2 separate regions of the Homo sapiens genome follow, and region 2 is linked to region 1. A link is a loop called in an ENCODE intact Hi-C map of the cell type or tissue named here. Cell type or tissue: gastrocnemius medialis. All regions are shown on one strand. Links, peaks and the distances in the headings refer to the core of each region. The heading gives the core; the rest is flanking DNA.

Region 1 (10,500 bases), core at 4,212-6,711:
CATCATAACAAACCTGCACAAGTGCCCCCGAATCTAAAATTTCTTAAAGTATAAATGAGTAAAAAATACAAAAGGCAAAAGATGAAAAAACAGACAACTTTTCTCTCAAAGTATAAAGTACTGTGATATATGAAAAGAGACAGGCTTGGTGAATATCCTCCCTAATAGCATCCATGAAAATTAACTTTAATTGATTTGCTATTAAAATTCTACATCCATAACTACTTTGTATAATGATTTACTCAGTAAGGCTGATTTTGCGTCATGAGCTGGCAGGTGCATAGGTACATTTATAGAAGAGAGCATAATTTTTTTAAGAATGCTAGGGGATGCCTAAACTCGGCATCACTATTCACCCCTAGGTTCCTAAAGATGGTAATCTCTACATCTTCCAGAGACATGGTTTATGGAAACTAGTACTTGCAAAATCAAGATGTTGCCTGTGAGGTCATTGGACCTTGGCCTAAATCTAATTTGAATAATTACATTTCATTCCACCCTGAGTCAGTAGAGGCTCCTGATTAATAATCAGCATTTGCTACATGCCAGTGAAGTGTTTGCTGCTATAAATAGACAGAGTTAACAATCTAATTAACTATAGGAACTGGCAAGATGAACACTCAATTCAGAGAGAAAGATAGATGACAGTATTTTTAAGGTCTGTGAGCACTGAGATGTCCCTGACCCTAATTCATTAGCAGTTATTGTCAAAGGTTACTCTGTTAACCCTCATTTTAAAAAAATCTCCTCCAAAAGCTGCTACCTTTTCTTCCTGGGGGCAGAAAATTCAGCAATAAATATTCTATAATGATACTACAGCACCTTGAGGCCCCTAAGGATAAAACATTACTGTCACTGTCATTCTAACACTTCCACCGACTGATAGTGTACAGCCCTCAGACATGCCCATCCTCTATGACCAAGTGCCCTAACACTAGTGGCCAGGCAGGAAAAATTCTGCCATTGCCTTTTCACAATAGTGCTTGTTTCTCATGGAATTTATTTGATGCTTTCCTCTATCCAGTTGTAAAGAAATAAAATCCAGCATAGGGCAGGCCTCTGTGGGCAGAAAGTCTGTTCTATTAAATGATTTATAATCTAAAGTTCACATTCTTATTTCAATCTGAGAGTATCTGAATTTGGTCTAATATTGAATTGAAATAAACATTTTGACAACAATAGGATTTCCATCCTTTTTTTTCTTTCGTATTTCATTTGCAAAATGTGTCTCCTTCCGTTGTCTTGCTCCCCAATGGAGGATACCTGAGCCCTAGAATACCAAGCCAGCTAAGTTGTGATTTCACTGTTTAGCCAGTCTCTGGCCTTTACAGAGCATCTTAAAGATAGGATCTTTGCTGTTCACACATTATCTAAATGCATACAGCATCCCAGTGGCTGTGAGCCCAGGTCCTGGGATTCACCTCTACATTTGGCCTTAGACTATATATTTTTCTCCTTTCTTATTGCCAAGCCTTTCTACTGAGTATTCCATATCTGTTGCTTGGCCCTCTGCCTTCAATGCCGTGTCAAATGCCACCAGTGGTGTTCTAATGACAAAACTTTATTTCCGTGGGTTTATTGAAGTATTCTGCCACCATCGAACACCTTTTGTATTCTTGAAATTCTTCCTTCTCTTGGTTCAATAACATTTTTTTGTTTCCCTTAACCTTGATTCTAGGGCTGCCAGATTTAGCAAATAAAACTGCAGGCCACCCAAATTTGATTCTGTATAAATACGTATTTTATACTAAAAAATTATTTGTTGTTTATCTGAAATTCAAATTTAACTGGGTGTCCCGTATTTTATCTGATAACCCTACTTGGTGATGATGTATTTCTGCCTCTTTCCCTCCAGGCTTTGGTCTTTGTTCCTATTATTTACTTTATTCTCACTTGTCCCTCTCTGAATTTATCTTTTCTACCAGATTCATATCACTTTTAGATCACCTGTCTTTTTCCTCTGAACTCCGTAAACACATTCAGCAGTTTTAATGCTTCCTTGTCACATATATTTTCTTCTATTGTCTTAAATCATTATTTGAATCTTTCCTGTGTTTATTAGTTATCACTGACACTTGATTTCACATTCCTGGAGGTGAGAATTCTTCTTTGTATCTCAAAGCCTATAGCATGGCTTCCATGTGTGAGCTGTCAACGAATATATGAAATTCCCATCTTTGTTCTCTACTCATCATAGTAATCTCTCACATGTTTATGCAATGCTGCCTGGAAACCCTACTACTGCATTCCCTTAGTCTATTCACTCTCCCGTTCTCCCGAATGTCACACCTCTTTCCCTCCGCACTCTTAGCTGATGACCTTGCTTCCTATATTGCTGGAAAAACTGAACCAATCAGAGAAAAATTCCATGAGCTCTCACTTGTATAACAAACAACCCACCAGTGTCTGCACCCACATTTTCTGCCTTCCTTTCTGTAACAATGGATCACAATAGAAAAGTGTGCCTTTCTAAGGCTGACTCCTCCCTTTGTTCACTGGATGTCTTCTCCCTCACTGGCTCAAGGGTATTACCACAGCAGTTCGCACTCTGTTTCCTTATGTAATCATGTTTCTTCTTTCTATAATACAATTACCATTAGCATGCTTTAGCATTTCCCCTTTTAATGAGCAAACAAACCAACCTCCTTCTCCCTTAACATCAAATTACCCTCCAGCTACTGCACTATTTTTCTGCCCCTTTAATAACAAAACTCCTCCAAAGGGTGTGTACTTTGACTCCACTTTCTCTTTTGCTGTTTTCTCTTGAACCTACTGCCATCAGGATCTTTTCCCACCCACACCTGAACTGTTTGTGTCAAGGTTACTTATTAATTACCTCCAAATTGCCATACTAAACAGAAACAACTTAGACTTCACCTAACTCAGTCAGTCAGCAGTATGTGAACTGCGAGCATTGCTTTAGCAATCATCCCTCTCTCTTCTGTGTAATAAGTTTTGAAACATTCTTCAAATGGCATCTTTCCTCAGCTTCTACATCACCACTCCCTTTTGGTTTTCCTTCTTCCTCATTAGCTGCTCCTCCTCAGTCTCTTCTGCCCATTACTTTTCATTTTCCTGATCCCCAAAAGGAGGAATGCTCCAGGGCTCAAACCCTGAACCTATTTTAAAAATCTATACTCACCGTCTGCTGATCTCATCCAATCTAATGGACTTAAATACTTTGTATATGCTAATGACTCCCAAGATTTTATCTCTATCCTGGGCCTTTTCCTTGAACTCCAGACTCATATTTCCATTTGTTTACACAACATCTCTACTTGGAAGTCTATGATAAATCTCAAACTGAAATGTCCAAAACTAAACTGGTTTCCCCACCCTTATCCCAAACCTGCTTCTCCCACCTTAATAACTCTTACATCTGTTGTATTAATAGTTGCACATATCAAAACTCTTGGAGCCATTTTGACATTTCGTTTTCTCTCACACCCCACATCCAAATTAGTCATAAAATCCTGTTAGTTCTACCCTCAAAATGTATTCGGAATCTGACCATCCTCACTAACTCCATCTCTTGCCTACATTATTATAACAACCTTTGCCAACTTCCATCCTTTTCCCTCTCCCATCTATTCTCCACACTGCAACCATAATGATCCTTTTAAAACATATCAGGTCATTCCTCTGTGCAAAATCCTCCAATGGCTTCCTATCTTGTAGTAAAAACCAAAAACTCCTGTCGTTGGTCTACAAGGTCCATACAAGGGCCATGTGATAGGGCCTCCTATAACTTTCTGACCACCAATCCACCCCTCTTCCACACTGGCTTCCTTGCTGTTTTTTGAAGGTCTCAAGAAAACTTTCACACTTTTTATTTGCTATTTCCTTAGCCTGAAATAATCTTTCCCTAGATACCCATCACTTCCTTCACAGCTCTACTCAAAAGTCACCTTATCACAGAGGCCTTTCCTGACTACCCTATAACATCCTTCTTCCCCTTCTCCCACTCCGTAATTCCCATCCCTACTATTCTGCTGAATTTTCTCCTTGGCAATTTCATGTCAAGATAGAAGTTTGTTTTTTTACTATCTATTTCCCCGACTAGAATGTAAGCTTTGCCTGAACAGGGATTTGGTCTGTTTTGTCACTGCTATAAGTCTATACCTAGACCCATGCCTAGCCCCTGGCAAGCATTCAACAAATATTTTTGTGTACATAAATAATTGGAACTGTATACTGAATACATTAATCTTTCAGCTGAAGGGTTATAAAAGATTCACATGCTTAAGTATCAGAAAACCAAGGTTCATTCATCCCTCTGTTCATTCAACAAATACATATTAAACATATACAACGGGCCAAGTGTTTTCCTAAGCACTATACAGTGGAGTATGTAGAGTAGAAAAGAGAGGAGTCCCGTCTCTAATATTTACCAGCTGTGTTGTCTCTGGCAAACAAACAGCTTCTCTAAATTTTGCATTGATCAGCAACATTAGATCAAGAAAACTATCCACCTTGTGGGGTTATTGAGAAGAACAAATAACATAGTGTTTTTACCTGAATGTGATTTGTAAACATTCAAGTGCTACACAAATGTAAATTATTACTGATTCTCATAACAACCTTATATGGCAAACAAGGCAGTATTTTTGCAATAGTCTCATTTTTTATTTTTTTAAAAAACAACAACTCAGAAAGGATGAATGATTTGTCCCCCAGTCATACAGTTAGTAAGTAGCAGAGCCAGAGCTGCATCTCAGGTCTTTGGGCCAACATCCTAGCCCTATTTCCATGGCACACATTCTTTAAATAGTTCAATTTATATTTTATGAATTAATGAAATTATGCTTATGGAACCCTTTTAACATCTTTGGCAAAAGATCCAGAGAAGTATTTGCATTTGTTTCACAGGGCTGCCGTAACTAAGTACCACAAACTGGGTGGCATAAAAACAGAAATTTATTCTCTCACGGTCTGATATCAAGGTGTCAGCAGGACCATGCTCCCTCTGAAAGTTCTAGGGAAGAATGGTTCTTCGCTTACTTCTAGCTTCTGGTGTTTGCCCACAGTCCTTGGCATTCCTTTGCTTATACATGAACCACTCTAATATCCACCTCCATCATCACATGGTGTTCTCCCTGTGTCTGCGTGTTTGTGTGTAAATTACCTCTCTTTCAGGAAACCAGCTATCGTATTAGGGCCCACTCTACTCCAGTATGACCTCATCATAGCTTGATTACATATGCAAAGACCCTATTTCCAAATTAAGGTCACTTTCACAAGTACAGGGGTTTAAGACTTAAACATCTCTTTTGGGGGAATACAATTCAACTCACAACAGTATCTCAAAGGTCTAAAAACATATCCCAAAGAACAAGCCAGAAGAAGAAGTTAACATTGTTGGAAAGTATGCATGTCCAAAGACAGTCCAGCTGCACATGGAACAGACATAAACCAGAGTTTCCCTTGCAACTGACAAACAAGTAAAAAGAGAATCAACCTAAAGCCATGGAATTGTCATTTTGGTGAAAAAGAGTTTGGCAAATGCCCTGATTTCCCTGAGAGGCAAATTGATTCATAAAGTAATCTACCTTAACCGGCATTATATAATCCCGCTAAAGGATGTGCAATGAAAGCAGTGATGCAAGCAGGGCAGAGCTCAGGGAGAAATCTTGCCCTACATTGTTATGCAGCACTACTGCGAAGCTGGCACACCTTTCTGCTTGCGCTGCCTCTAGCACCTCACCCAGCAACTAACCCAGTTTAGTCAGACCTTCCAACGTTAAGGGAGGTTCTATATTTAGACAATGTTCCCTGCCTGAGGATGAACTGTACTGGCTGCAGTGTCACACCTTAACATAGCACTGTTCCTAATCTTTGTTTGTTGGGGGAAACCAGCAGCCTTCTCTGGCACATGAACTTAGAGAGACCCCAGAAGCTCATCTAATTCAACTCCTTTTTACAGCATCCAAGTGCAGACTTTGGAGCCACTGCCTGGGTTTGAACCATAGTCCCAACACTTTCTAGCTCTGGGACTATGGTTCTTACCATAGGGTGTCTTTGGACTAGTTCCTCAACCTCTTCTTTGCCTCATTTTTCTCATCTCTAAAATGCAGACAATAGTACTATTTACATCAAAGGGCATTTGAAATGGTGAGTAGTCTATGTAAAGCACTAAATCAGTGCCTGGAACATAGTAAATTCAAAAGAAACTTTAGTCATTACTATTTTTATTGTTTCAGATGTGCACACTAAGGCTCAGAGACATGATATGAGCTGCCCAGGTTAACCAGCAATTTAATACACACTCAGACCTGGAATTGGTCTATTGGGGCACTACCCTCTTATTTGGTCTATAGTTAGTACACTTAGAGTAGCTCCTTTGAGATGGATAAGAAAGGTAGGAGTCATGCCTCACCAGTTCTATCGCTCTGGCTTTACTTTGTTTCCCAGACTGTATAATTGTCACTGTGAAATTTTGGGGATGGTCCTGGGAGGATGAGATAATAACAATAACAACAAGTTAGATTGGAGGGGTGTGAGACAAAAGGCAAGAAAACCACTTAGTGGCCATTACAATAGTCCAGCTGATAAACAATTAGATGAGAAGGGAAGAAAGATTGGGGAAATTAAGTTTATTTTAAACATCATAATAAACCAAGGTGGCTTATTACTAGCAAAAAGCGCAAGGCCAGCCAAAATATAAGTGCCTTACCTGATAAGAGCATGAAGGAGGACTGTAGGCATGCATGACTGGTTTGGTAAAAGCATGTGATTACTTCAACCGGTTAGAAGTTAGGAGTAATGTAGAACTGCTGAGATACCTAAGTGGAATCATGTGAGATTTCAGCAACTATATAAATCACATGAGGAATGTGAGGCAGGGGAGGGGGACTGTGGGAAGATTTACCCTTTCATCCTGCATCTATGCAAGAGGGTAGTAACAACTGAGGGTTGACAAACCCAAGAAAGCACCCTGATCTACACAGCACAGGAGAGACTTGTGTGGCACCAAATACTAGAAATATCTTGAGGAAAGGGACAGATGAATTTTCCTTAGGAAAAGGAAGGAAACTAATATTTTAAAAATATCTCTGTGCTCCAGGCATGTCAGCTCGTCTAATCAAATTCTTGGGCCCCATGCCAGACCTCAAATTATAAAGGAGTTTAAATGGGGGTGCCCCCACTTTATAAGGAAGAGGAAGTATTGATATAAACTGGTAGGTGATTGGATGTGGGGATAAAAGGAAATGAGTCCTTGAGGATGATGCCCCAACTTCTGATGAGCAGTTTGGAAGATAGAGGCATTTCCCAGCATTTGGAATTAACAAAAAGCATTCCACATTCACTTCTGATTCTTTTAAAATACCTGAAGAGACTAGTAATCACAATAGCAGATATTTACTGTTCATACCCACTTTCTTATTTAGTCCTCAAAACATCTCTAGTAGGTAAATTATTCTTGTGTTTATTTTACAGATAAAATAATCAAGATTCAGAGAGATCACAGAACTCTGGTTTCCTGACACCATATTATCAGCACTTCAAGTCTGTCAGGGTCATGGCAACAAGTCTTGAGGGGAAAGAGAACCAAATATGGCAGTAATCAAGGAAGCCACACCCAGAGGAGCTCTAGTCTAGAGTACAGTTGGGACCCTTGGCTTCAAAATGCCACATCCAACTGGTAGGATAAGGAAAAAGTTCCAGCTTCACTCTATTCATAGTTTGTCGATCTTTGGCATGCTCAGAATGTGGGCCTTTGGCAAAATACGAAATCAATCTAATTGTCTATCAACAGATGAATAGATAAAGAAAATGTGATACATATACACAATGGAATAGTATTCGTCTTTTAAAAAAAGAAGGAAGTTCTGTAATTTGCCACAACATGGATGAATCTGGAGGCATGTTAAGTGAAATAGGCACAGAAATACTACTTGCTCTCACGTCTACGTGGAATCCAAAACAGTCAAATCCATAGATGTAGAGAGTAGAATGGTGGTTACCAGGTGGTATGGAGTGGGGAATGGGGAGATATTGATCAAAGGGTACAAAGTTTCAGTTAGACAGTGGGGAAGGTTTTCAAAATCTATTGCTTAGCATCATGACCATGGTTAGTAATAATAATAACGTATGTTTTTAAATTGCTAAAAGAGTAGATTTTAAATGTTCTCACTGCAAAAAAATGTTAAGAATGTAAGGTGATTGATATGTTCATTAGTTTGATATAATCATTCCACAATGTATACGTATATCAAAATATCACATTGTACCCCATAAATATATATATTATTTGTCAATTAAAAATAAAACTTTGAACAAAAATAATGTGGGCCTTTGGAATATCCTAAAGCAAATTCATTCATTCATTCACAAATATTTTTTAGTGCATACTATTGCCACGCTGGCCCTGTTCTAAAGGCTGGGGATACAGCCTAGGACAACACAGCCAAGGTCCCAATGCTCTGGCATTTACAGAAGGAAACAGACAATAAGCAAGTAAACAAAGAAGATACTTTCAGACAGTGATGACATTCTACAAAGAAAGTAAATCTGAGGCAGCTGGTGCAGGGAATATGAGAGAGTATTCAGCGTCATGGGGAGGGTGCGTACGAGAATGCACTTTCATCTACATGGTTCAGGAGAGTCTTGTGTGGTGAAAGAAGAGAGCTTTGCTAAGATCTGAGCAGAGCATTTTCCAGGGAAAGAGAAGAGCAGATACAAGACCCCGAGGGTAGGCCAAGTCAGAGTCTATGGAAGGACAGCAGGATATAAAGCTGGAGAGATAGACAGGGAACAGTCTATGTAGGTTTTAGCATGCTAAGAGGTTTAGACTTCATTCTAAATTCAAAGGAAAACCAGCGTAGCGGTTTAGGTACAAGAGTTATTTATGTTTTTAAAAGATTCCTGTGGCTGCCACATAGAGAATGGATTGCAGGTAGCCCAAATGATAGCCACGAGAATAGTTAGGAGACTATTCCATAGCCTAAGATGAGGCATGCTAGTGGCTTGGATAAGGTTGAAAGCAGTGGAAATGAAAAGAAGTAGATGGAAGTGAATGAATACAGCATATCCCATATTTTGGGCAGAAAGCTAATGGACTAGATGTGGAGAGAAGCAGGAAAAAGGGGCTCATGAATGGAGTCATGTTGCAATATATGTGCATTAATCATCTGCTAGAGCAGCATCTTCTAGAATACATATATTTTAACCATGACCTATAGTAAATAATGCATCATGACCCAGGAAACAGTATGTAATAGAAACAAACCATCATGAAACAGCATTGATTTTTACCACACGTAGTACACTCTGAATAGATCCTGTTCCTGGCTGCACCACCACCAACACCTTTTTTTTTTTCAAATTCTGATCACAACTGATTAAATTGATTTCATGACCTATCAATGGGTCATGACTCACAGTTTGAAAATCTATGCTGGACTGGACACAGTGCCTCTGCCTGTAATCCCACACTTTGGGAGGCCAAGGCGAGCAGATCACTTGAGCCCAGGAGTTCGAAACCAGCCTGAGCAACAGGGTGAAATCTAGTTTCTACAAAAAACAAAACAAAACAAAACAAAAAACCAGCTGGGTGTGGTGGCATGTGCCTGTAATCCCACTCACTCAAGAAGCTGAGGTGGGAGGATCACTTGAGCCCAAGATGCCAAGGCTTCAGCAAGCTGAGATCATGCCACTGCACTCCAGCCTGGGTGACAGAGTGAGACCCTGTCTCAAAAAAGAAAAGAAAATCTATGCTGGAAGGTCACAGAAGATTGTTTTATAGGTCTGAGTGTACGTTTTCCTAAACCTCCTTTCTCAGAAAGTTTATGCTTCTCTAGCCTCACTCTGTGTGGTTTGCTATGATTTGCATGCATTTGAACTCTCTACATCTGTATAAAGCATTCATTGCTTGTAGTTTCTCAAAGGATGCTTTTAACTCAAGTGTTAGTCCATCTGTTAAGACCTATTTATTGCTTTTTAAGAGAAAAAATTAAAAGCATATTAGGAATTCTAGGCTCATAATAACCAGGATTTTTTTTTTCCTTTTGTAAAACCCTTCCATCTGTCTGCCCTCTTTTGGACATAACTCAAATAGGAGCACACATCTCATCAAATCAAATGTGGGTGCTGTCAAAAAGTCTGCCAAAATATCATGCCATTTGCTTTTTTTAAAAAGAAGAATTAAAATCAGATTTAACAAAATTAGTTATTTGTTTTGTTGCTTTTCTTTCCATCCATTACAGAAACATAGACCTCAATTTACTACATGCAGGTTTATACAGTGGCCTTCTAGGGGTATTCCCAAATTACCCTAAGATAAACTAGATAGCACAGTTTTACTGGGGCAAAAATTAGCAGTAGAGAAAGAAACCATTGCAGGAGGACAGAGAGAACCAGAGGCTCTAGCTCTGAACCCCATAGGACAGAAACCCCAGGGTGAGGGCAATTACCCCATCTGGCTTTTCTCTCTCCTGCAGAGCCTAGCCCAGAGGAGTTTGCTCGGTACCCTGGCAAGTCATTTAATCTTTGACTAGTTCT
Region 2 (4,400 bases), core at 355-2,854, 58 kb after region 1:
GTCACTCAAATCTTTGAACTTCTTCTGAATTATAAACCCCAAATCATAGATAATTTATCATCAAAATTTAATTTTATTAAGTTTAAGCTGACAATTTTATTAGGTCTTCCTTCAATTTTGTTAACAGCACAGAATTGGAAATCACCTAACCTGCAAACGAATTTATAATCCAGTCATTAATAGCCATTTACTCTCTTTAATCCTAGCACCAACATTTTGAAATATGATTAGTTTAATGCTCTAGATGTGTAAAAGGGATGTGTAAAAGCCTCTAGGGCATTAAACTACCCCAAGTAAGATTCCAGATGGTTGAAAAGTATTCCATTCTTTTAACAAGTGGATGAAGCATGATTGGAAAAGGGGAGGTGGGAAAAGAGGCCAAGGGACATTCTCAGGCAGATTCATTTTAGTAAAGAATATTTGTGGAAATTGAGGATCTCAGAAAAGCTTTTCTAAAAACTACTCTTGCTTCCACATTTCTCAAAAAGTCTTGAGGAAAGTTCACAAACCTCAGTTTGAAGACCACTGTGCAATGTATCTGAACACACTGAGAGAATGAATTACTTTCAAAAAGACTTCAATAATATTACAGAAAATTAATGTGTCCCAACATTTATCTCAGTCTTCTCAACTCCCTGGATTTAATCTAAATGTAGGTAGGTATAGCCTGACTTGAGATAGCTACAGCAAGGGTTAAGGAGAAGGAGCCAACAAAATGTTCATAACAAACAGCACAGGAAGATGTGGGAGATCTTTAAGAGCCAACAAGCCTTGCTGTTAGGAGAGCCAGTCCTTCTCTCCTTATTTTAATGAAATTCTTATAATTCCCCCAAGGGTTGAATTGGCTCTGGGTTGACAGGACCAGAAGGTCCTCATGTTTTCTCCCTGAGGAATTCTGTAATTTTGTTGCCACAAACAAAGCTGAGGATAGGAAAGCATCTCCTTTTTTGTTTTGTTTTGTTTAATATGAAAATAATTGCCTCTACTCTTGGAGACCTGGCTTAATTAGACTAATCTGATTTTCCACCGGCAAAACCAACACTAAAATGGTATTGCTCCAAGTTCTCTAACTATAGAGCAATCACACGTTTCCTCAACAGATACTAAAGTCAAATGCTCTAATGTTGGATGAGGTCATTGTGACTAGCTTGTTATAAGGCCTATTTTAAGAGACCACATGAATTTCAGTGAATATTATGCTGTGATAGGAAGCAACAGATAGAAAGTTTACTGCAGAAAAAAATTATAGAATTGTTCCTATAATTTATCTAAACAGGATGAGTTTCCACAAGTTATTTCATAAGCACTATGTTACTTGACCATAACCTTTGTTCTTCTACCCCCACACCCCACAATATCAGACCCTGGTCTGTTTTCCCCTCTCTTAGCAACCCCCTTCCTTTTCTTCCCTGCTTAGCTTGAACACTATCATCAACCTTTTGATGGATACTCTCACCAGCACTCTCAGTGCTCCCTTGAACTTCTGCTTATCTATTCTGCCAAGTCCCAGCTCAGAGTCAAACAACCATCTCGTTCTCTCTACTATTGCTTCTAGTTTGCCAAGTACTGCTGGAGAAAATTGTGTAACTGCTGATTCATGCCATGCCAAATCTGCAATTTCCAAATTCACCTTGACCCTTTGCACTACTTGGCAATCCTTTTACTTTTGCCTGGTTGGCTTCCTTTTCCAGTGCTCAGGTGCTCTTCCAAATCTCATGTAATTACTCTTCTGAGGTTTCCTGCCACACCTCCTCAATCAAGAGATGACCTAATTTTCTACATCAGAAAAAATTTGTGTTCAATTTCCCTTCCTCCCACCTCTAATGGTCATCTACATCTTAATGTGCCCTTCCCCCTGTTCCAGGGGATCATTATCATGCTATCCCCTCTTAATACTGTTCATTGGTTTCTAAGCTATTTACTAAAAACTCTATATACATTATTACAAGGCAAATATTCTCCTTGGAATTAATATTGCAAGTTAACAAATGGGCATTGGAAAGACAAGAAATAAAAGGTGCTGATTGGCTATAGATACAGCACATCAAAATAGCAAGTGTTGGCCTGGCGCAGGGGCTCATGCCTGAAATCCCAGCTACTTGGGGGGCTGAGGCAGGAGAATCACTTGAAATCGGGAGTCGGAGGCTGCAGTGAGCCGAGATTGCACCACTGCACTCCAGCCTGGGCAACAAGAACAAAACTCCATCTCAAAAAAAAAAAAAAAAAAAAAAAAAATATATATATATATATATATATATATATATAGCAAGTGCTCTTCCTCTTTGAATCATTCATAATCAAGAACAGAAATGAAGGTAAGTTGGGCTGCTACTGCCCATTAAATGTTTCAAAATTCTATCATAGTTCTGCCAACCAAGTATCACAACATGAAATTTAGAGAGGCAATACTTTAGCGATCAATGCCATTTTTGTCCTCTACTATTTGCTACCACCTGTCACATATGCAGTCAAAGATGCTACTAATGATAATTCATCCAACCAGTTTCTTTTTTTTAACTGTGAGGCGTTTTCTCACCCTCATTCAATCCAAACTTTTCATGGAAATTCCTAGGGCAACCAATGTGAATTATATATGATTTGATATGGCTGTCCTAATTTAACATCATATTACACCAGGTATCATCCAAAACTTACAAGTGACATATATATGTTGTAAAGGTATTTGTAGGCCAGGCATGGTGGCTCACACTTGTAATCCAAGCATTTTGGGAGGCTAAGGCAGGTGGATCATTTGAGGTCAGGAGTTTGAGACTAGCCTGGCTAAGAAGGTGAAACCCCATTTCTATTAAAAATACAAAAATTAGCTGGGTGTGATGGTGCACACCTGTAATCCCAGCTACTCAGGAGGCTGAGGCACGAGAATCGCTTAAACTCGGGAGGTGGAGGTTGCAGTGAGCTGAGACTGTGCCACTGCACTCCAGCCTGGGCAACAGAGCAACACTCTGCCTCAAAAAAAAGAGAAGTATGTGTAGAGACTACCAAAGAAGTTTTGATGTAGAGGATACTTAGGAGAGCTATGTATCCTATTTAACCAGAAGCAGATCTTTGTTTTGTGGGCCCCTAAAACACATAATTTGGAGTGGTCTGTCTTTCCAAAAAAGAATACAAAATTACGAATACAAAATGAGGTTCAGGGCCTTTGGAAGAGGTCTGTGAAAATAAAGGGCTCTAAAGTTTAAGTTTCATTAGCCTCATATAAATCACCCTTTCTGTATCTGACCACTTAACTGAGGCATTAAGCAATCCTAAAACCCAAACCAAATAAACACAAACTCACTAAAATGGGAACATCTAACATGAACCAAGCTCTGTACATAATACATTTCATACTCACAACGAACCTATCAGGTCGATATTACCTTTCTCACTTTTACAAAAGCAGAAACTGAGACTCAGAAAATTTAGTAACTTGCTCACAAGCAGCTCACTATGCACAGTGAAGCTGAGATCCAAACCAAAGTCTGACAAACTAAATCTTGTGTTATTTCCATTATAATACTCTCCCTTTAATGTTTCCCACAACATAAAGGGGTTAAGTTACTTTGGAGAACACCCCTAGAAAATGGCTGGAAGTGTTCAGTTAGTACTTGACATTGACATGACTTAACTCACTTTGAGACCTTCACTAAAAATACTTCTCTAAAACTGTGTTTAAAAGGCATGAAAAAAAAACAAATGTATAACTGGGTTACCTTCCAATAAGTGACATAGATGAAGACAAGAGATCTTAAGGTCCAAAAGAAATGTAGTAAAAGAAATGTAATAAAAAAGAAAATAGAAGCAGAACCAGAAAATCCTGAAGGGAGGCTAGAATTATTACACAATCTTTCAGGGAAGAGTGTGGTTATGGAAGGACATACTGACGATATGGATCTTTCACAAATTAAATCCTCTTCCTACATGTCCAATATTCTTTTACCTGCCATTATGATAATATCAAATTTTAAAGATTGAAAAATAATGACAGTGGCTTATATATTATATTATTCTATTATATCCATACCCTGTATTTGCCAGTTTGATCTCTTTTAAAAAAAAGTCTCTTAGAAGTATTCCTTCTTCCTCTTGAGGCCCCCAAAAGGTATATGCTGTGTCTTTATCTTTTCTTCATTTGCAGACTCTGTCACTGTGCTCTACAGATAGTGGCATTTCACAGAGGTTTGTTGCCATGAAAGAAGGTGTTGATGAGTCGTTTTTGACAGTCCAACATTTTCTAACACAAAAGTAGATATGATGTGATTCCATCCTATTCATTCAAAGACTTCAGAATAAAACTTTGTCATTTGGCTAGATCTAAGGCAAGAACTGATCAGATGTAGTTAGTATTTCCAGTCAACAAACTGCCATTGATGTTGAAATTACTTTAAAGACCTGTTGAT

Evidence for each region. Peaks named below come from ENCODE experiments on the same cell type or tissue, not always from the same donor. Only the 100,000 strongest peaks of a DNase experiment are listed, where the experiment ranks them.
Region 2: a loop joins it to region 1, with 11 times the contacts of the local background. A loop is called at or near these places in 4 of 110 quality-filtered maps.

Annotation. Positions count from the first base shown.
Region 1 is chr14:66,419,927-66,430,426 of GRCh38, forward strand. No RefSeq gene overlaps it. Among named protein-coding and RNA genes, the nearest start is that of CCDC196, 61 kb to the right of the region's middle. RefSeq lists enhancers at 6,053-6,222, 6,862-7,031. In gastrocnemius medialis, for the core only: no CTCF peak of the experiment used is centred there; a DNase peak (open chromatin) is centred at 5,665; H3K27ac peaks cover 979 bases.
Region 2 is chr14:66,481,943-66,486,342 of GRCh38, forward strand. No RefSeq gene overlaps it. Among named protein-coding and RNA genes, the nearest start is that of CCDC196, 2.2 kb to the right of the region's middle. In gastrocnemius medialis, for the core only: no CTCF peak of the experiment used is centred there; a DNase peak (open chromatin) is centred at 1,539; H3K27ac peaks cover 1,684 bases.